2 separate regions of the Homo sapiens genome follow, and region 2 is linked to region 1. A link is a loop called in an ENCODE intact Hi-C map of the cell type or tissue named here. Cell type or tissue: B cell. All regions are shown on one strand. Each heading gives the region's core, and the rest is flanking DNA. Links, peaks and the distances in the headings are about the cores only. Region 1 overlaps ACTR3-AS1 (ACTR3 antisense RNA 1). Region 2 overlaps ACTR3 (actin related protein 3).

Region 1 (2,923 bases), core at 117-2,616:
ACCTCCCAAGTTCAAGTGATTCTCATTCCTCAGCCTCCTGAGTAGTAGCTGGGATTACAGGTGTGTGCCACCATGCCCGGCTAATTTTTGTATGTTTAGTAGAGATGGGGTTTTGCCTTGTTTGCCAGGCTGGTCTCGAACTCCTGGCCTCAAGAAATCCACCCACCTTGGCCTCCCAAGGTGCTGGGATTACATACATGAGCCACCGTGCCCGACTATACTTTGCTTTTTTATTAAAACATGTTCAAGTCCTTGATCTATCTGGAATTTAGCTTTGTATATGGCTTGAAAGGGAATTAATATTATTTATCTTAATCAATGGCCTGATGTCATAAACAATTCATTTTATATTATATACTGATGTTGTTTAAATAAGTGTGAGTGTGAGTGTGAGTGTGTGTGTATGTGTGTATACAAAGTCTATCTCTACATTTTCTAGTCTGTTCCTTTGACTTATTGCCTGTTCCTAAACCAGTGCCATGCTGTTCGGTTTTATGTCTAGTAGAACAAATTCCCTCTCCTTGCAGTATCTTTTATAACACAAAAATCTCACAAATAAATAAATAAAACTTGCATCCAAATATGCTAAATGACTTGCTCGTATATCATTTAGAGATACAATTCAGAGAATAATCTCAGTTTTCTGAGTTCAGTCATTTATTTGTTCTATTTAACAGATTTTTATTGAACATCTACTATATAACAGAGTCTGTTCCAGCTTCTAAGGATCCAGTAGTGAAGGAAATACAAAAATCTATGCCCTCATGGAGCAAACACATATTCAACATTATTATTCATTTTTAAATAGCTACATCTCTGCTAAATTTTCCAGTTTTTGAAAAATAAATTTTAGTTATTAATTCAGCATAATTAGAAGAGTTGAAATTTTACACTTCATATCTCACAGTTTATTTTTCTTACACATATATTTTTTATTTTATTTATTTATTTTGAGATGAGTCTCGCTCTGTTGCTCAGGCTGGAGTGCAGTGGTACAATCTCAGCTCACTGAAAACTCCACCTCCTGGGTTCAAACAATTCTCCTGCCTCAGCCTCCTGAGTAGCTGGGACTACAGGCGCACGCCACCACACACAGCTAATTTTTGTACGTTTCGTAGAGAAAGGGTTTCACCATGTTGGCCAGGCTAGTCTTGAACTCTTGACCTCAGGTGATCCACCTGTCTCAGCCTCCCAAAGTGCTGGGATTATAGGCATGAGCCACCGTCCCTGGCCACATTTTTTTTTTTAAACTCTACAGTTTCACTTCTCTTTTTTTTATGCAAAGTAGTCTCTTCTCTACATCCATGGTTGATTTCTAAAAACCCCTTTGCAGGAGAATTCCCTGTCAAGAGCGTAAGACTTTATGAAGCAAATTAGGAAAATTGAGGCCACTATTAAACTACAAAGAATACATATTTTCCTTAGCCATTTGTTCAAATAGGACAATACATCTGGCACATATTATGTATCTAAAATTAGTAATAAATTCCCATTCACCACTTCTTGCTTTGGGATAACTTTCTAGAACTTCTCTTTTATGAAGTTTCAGCAAGACACATGATTATTTTATAACACGTGATATTCATGATGAGTCTTTTTTCCCCTTTTAGTTCTGGTTGCTACATTTCTTATTTTATGACTTAAAGTTAAATTACTTACACTCTCTACACCCGAAATGATCCCAAGGGAACTGAGTAACTTGAGAGAAGTTAAATATAATTACATGTTTGGACTCTAGAGTTATACAGATCTGCTTCAGACTTAGCTCCCCTACAGAAGATGTGACTTGGACAAGCAAGGTAACCTCTCTAAGTTAGGTTTCTCCATCCATAAATTGGTAAGAATAATATGTACCTGCCTCATAGGATTGTTGAGAAAATTAAGTGAGGTACAATGTGTAAAATTAATATCTCAGTGCTTGGCACATAATCCATGTTAAATAAGTGTTAGCCAATGTTATTATTGAGATGTTTGTTAAGACCATTTCACTACAAAGAACAGCGGTTCATCTGGGTGATGGGAGCAGGGGTATCGTGACGGTATTTATGGAAATAAGGACTTTAAGGACCTTCTGGCATATCAAGAAAAGCTGTCGAGCTGGGCCTCTTGGACTCTGGAAGTCACTCAGGAACTAGAAGCATCCAGTGGAAGAGTCACCAATCTGAGTCATCTTCTTGCTGCCTTGGCAAGTTCAGGGATCCCATAAATGCAGTGACTCAGCATCCCTCCAACTGTACTGCTACCATTCCCATTTCTACTAATTTTTCAACTCTCCTATAAATACCGTTTGATTTTGGCTTACCTATAGCTTCTGCTTGTTCATAACTGCTCACTCCTCCTTTCTGATAACTCAAAACTTCAACTTATTCACAATTTGTCAGTTCCACATGAAATTTCTAGGCAATAATGTCTGTTTGACTCAGTAGTATCCCTATTGAAGCAGAGGTTCTATATGCTAAACCTCCTCGTGGGCCATAAACCCATAGAAAAACTGATGGCCTTTGGATCATGAGCACATTCCTGATTCTAGTCAGCTGAGCTGGGAGAACTGGGGGCTGAGGGGTTCTGGAAGCGGGGCAGAGAACGTGGCATAGAACATGGCCACCTTCTTAGTAGGACCTGTAGGCTCTGCAGTTACCCCCAGAAGTGGGCTGTGTGGTGACTGGCTTGTCTGTAAACTACACTTTGGGTAAATTATATCTCATCTATTCAACATAGCCAAAAAGAAATGTCTCACTCCTCCTCCATTGACAGTTTTTATTACTTTGGTTGGTTGATTTTAAAGGGCAGTAACCTAACTTGAACTAACTTAGACACAAAGAGGAATTTATTGGCTCACAGGATCCAGGAAAGGTTTAAAAAGTTGATGTCCAAGTCCAGTCTTCCCATATAACTTTGTTTCTTATTTTATTTTTATTTTTAT
Region 2 (2,923 bases), core at 189-2,688, 64 kb before region 1:
AGGCAGATCACCTGAGGTCAGGAGTTTGAGACCAGCCTGGCCAACATGGTGAAACCCCGTCTCCACTAAAAATACAAAAATTAGCCAGGCGTGGTGGTGCATGCCTATAATCCCAGCTACTCGGGAGGCTGAGACAAGAGAATCACTTGAACCCAGGAGGCGGAGGTTGCAGTGAGCCAAGATCACTCCATTGCACTCCAGCCTGGGCGATAGAGTAAGACTCTGTCTCCAAAAAAAAAAAAAAAAAAGGTGGCACGATGGCTCACGCCTGTAATCCCAGCACTTTGGGAGGTTGAGGTGGGTGGATCATTTGAGGTCAGGAGTTCAAGACCAGCCTGGCCAATATGGTGAAGCCCCATCTCCACTGAAAATACAAAAATCAGTCAGGCATGGTGGCAGGCACCTATAATCCCAGCTACTGGGGAGGCTGAGGCAGGAGAATCTCTTGAACCCAGGAGTCAGAGGTTGCAGTAGGCCAAGATCACATCACTCCACTCCAGCCTGGGCAACAGAGTAACACTCTGTCAAATAAATAAATAAATAAATAAATAAATAGTTCCTTGAATAAGATGACCACCTTGTTTTGTGAGAGAAAAGGTTTCGCTGAGGAGGTCATATCTAAGCCGGGTCTTAACTCAGTTCTGCTTTCTGGCTTTTTTTTTGGCAGGGGAATGAGAGGTATGGAGGAACTTGTGGAGAACAGAAAAAGATGTATAGAAAGACAAACACTGCATGGTATACAAAAACAAAACTGAAGTTATCAATGAGAAATTTATGTGCCAAAAGATTTGAAGGTGCGTAGAGAGATATACCAGTTCTAGATCAAAGGGACTAGATTCTCAAAAATTTTCCTTTTATTTAGGTTTTATTCTATAAGAAATAAAACAGCAGAGAAATTTTTAAGCAGGGGAATAAGAACAGCTTTAATTTTTAGGAAGACTATTATAGCAGCATTGGGAAAGCTCAAATGAAGCTTAACAGAACCAAGTGAGAACAAGAGTACCAATAGTGGTATGGACGACAAGGGGCCACATTGAAGATTTCTCAGTCAATAAGAATAAGAAAGGGCTGGGCATGGTGGCTCATACCTATAATCCCAGCACTTTGGGAGGCCAAGGTGAGAGGATGGCTTGAGCCCAGGAGTTTGAGACCAGCCTAGGCAACGTAGTGAGACCCTGTCTCTACAAAAAAAAAAAAAATTTTTAATTAGCCAGGTGTGGTGGCACACACCTGTAGTCCCCGCTACTCAGGAGGCTGAGGTGGAAGAATCACTTGAGCCCAGAGGGTCAAAGTGATTGTGGAGGGTCTTGCAGTGAGCCAAGATCTCACCACTGCATTCCAACATGGGCAACAGGGCAAGACACCTGTCTCAAAAAAAAAAAAAAAAAGAGAAAAAAGTCAGAAGATGCCAACAGGTTTCCAGCTTTGAAGTTAGGATGGACCAGATCCATTAATCAAAACATAAAAATTGTGTTTTGTCTGATCTTGGAATAAACAAGAGTGGAGTATATATAATACGTTTTGTTTTAGATATACTAAAACTCAAGAGCCAGGAAATAGGTAGGTGAAGATGTAGTCAAGGAACTGAAAGTAGAGATCTGGTCTGTGGTTGCAGACAAAGGAATGGAGGAGATCACCTAGAGAAAGTCTTTAATGAAAGAATAAAACATTGAGTCACCCCATTTTATGAGAAGAGAAAAAAAAAAAAAAGGAGAACTGAAAGCAGTGCCTAGAGAAACCAACGTTTGAGTAGTGGGTAAAGGAGAAATCAGTGACAATAGAAACAACAAATAAAAACAAACAAAACAGGCCGGGCACAGTGGCTCATGCCTGTAATCCCAGCACTTTGGGAGGCCGAGGCAGGCAGATCACGAGGTCAGGAGATTGAGACCATCCTGGCTAACACGGTGAAACCCCATCTCTACTAAAAATATAAAAAATTAGCCGGGCACGGTGGTGGGCGCCTGTAGTCCCAACTACTTGGGAGGCTGAGGCAGGAGAATGGCATGAACCCGAAGTCGAGGCTGCAGTGAGCTGAGATCGCGCCACTGCACTCTAGCCTGGGCGACAGAGCCAGGCTCCGTCTCAAAAACAAACAAACAAACAAACAAACAAACAAACAAATATTCCATGTTAGGAAGATAACCATTAGAGTAATCCTGCAAAAGAAAGACAAATCAAGAAGGATGAAAACTGTTACATATAATTGGATTTAACAAAGAGCATATCAAATATCTTGAGACTCACTAAGAAGTGTCGTTTTAAAAGGAAAGAGAAAAATAGCTAAATTGCTGAGGACAGAAGGTAGGAATAAAGATTGAGAGAAGTTTTGTTCTGGTTTGTTAGTAGCACTTAGAAGACTTAAAAATGCGTTTAAAATGAGTGGACAGAATCAGTGGAAAGGAACTCTGGCCTCTCGACTGACTGACTTCATCACTTTCAGTGGTATCTCTTTTCCATTTTGGCCACAGTATAGATCTTATATCATCATCACTATCACCTCTCAATCGCTGAAATGCAGGTATACCCTTCTCTGATCACAACCTCTTATTATTCTAGCATACTCAACCACCTCAAGAGATCTCTTCTGAACACCAATTAAGACTTTTGGTCCACTGGTTGCTTTAATTATTCCCTAGCCATCAATATACACAGTCTAGATTTTGACCCATCACCTTTATTTCACATGTTCTTTTTTCATCCTGTCTACCAAAATCCAACCCAGCATATATCCCTAACATAAACTTGCCTATATCCAGAATGCTGATTATACCGCAGAAGCATTTGCACTAGGGTGCTAAAGACTAAGAATTCATAGTCATTATTCTCAAATGGACCTAACCTTGCCTGGCAAGCCTTTACTCTTCTACTCTGTTCCTCTTTACTCTTCACAATGACGAGTGTCAATGCCGCCCCTACCGCT

The links. Peaks named below come from ENCODE experiments on the same cell type or tissue, not always from the same donor. Only the 100,000 strongest peaks of a DNase experiment are listed, where the experiment ranks them.
Region 2: a loop joins it to region 1, with 4 times the contacts of the local background. A loop is called at or near these places in 1 of 110 quality-filtered maps.

Annotation. Positions count from the first base shown.
Region 1 is chr2:113,858,209-113,861,131 of GRCh38, reverse strand. All of the region lies in intron 2 of ACTR3-AS1 (ACTR3 antisense RNA 1), which reads left to right. Among named protein-coding and RNA genes, the nearest start is that of ACTR3, 30 kb to the left of the region's middle. In B cell, for the core only: no CTCF peak of the experiment used is centred there; a DNase peak (open chromatin) is centred at 1,421; H3K4me3 peaks cover 1,010 bases; H3K27ac peaks cover 2,500 bases.
Region 2 is chr2:113,922,520-113,925,442 of GRCh38, reverse strand. The region is part of intron 3 of ACTR3 (actin related protein 3); the gene reads right to left. Among named protein-coding and RNA genes, the nearest start is that of ACTR3-AS1, 33 kb to the right of the region's middle. In B cell, for the core only: no CTCF peak of the experiment used is centred there; a DNase peak (open chromatin) is centred at 1,632; H3K27ac peaks cover 2,474 bases.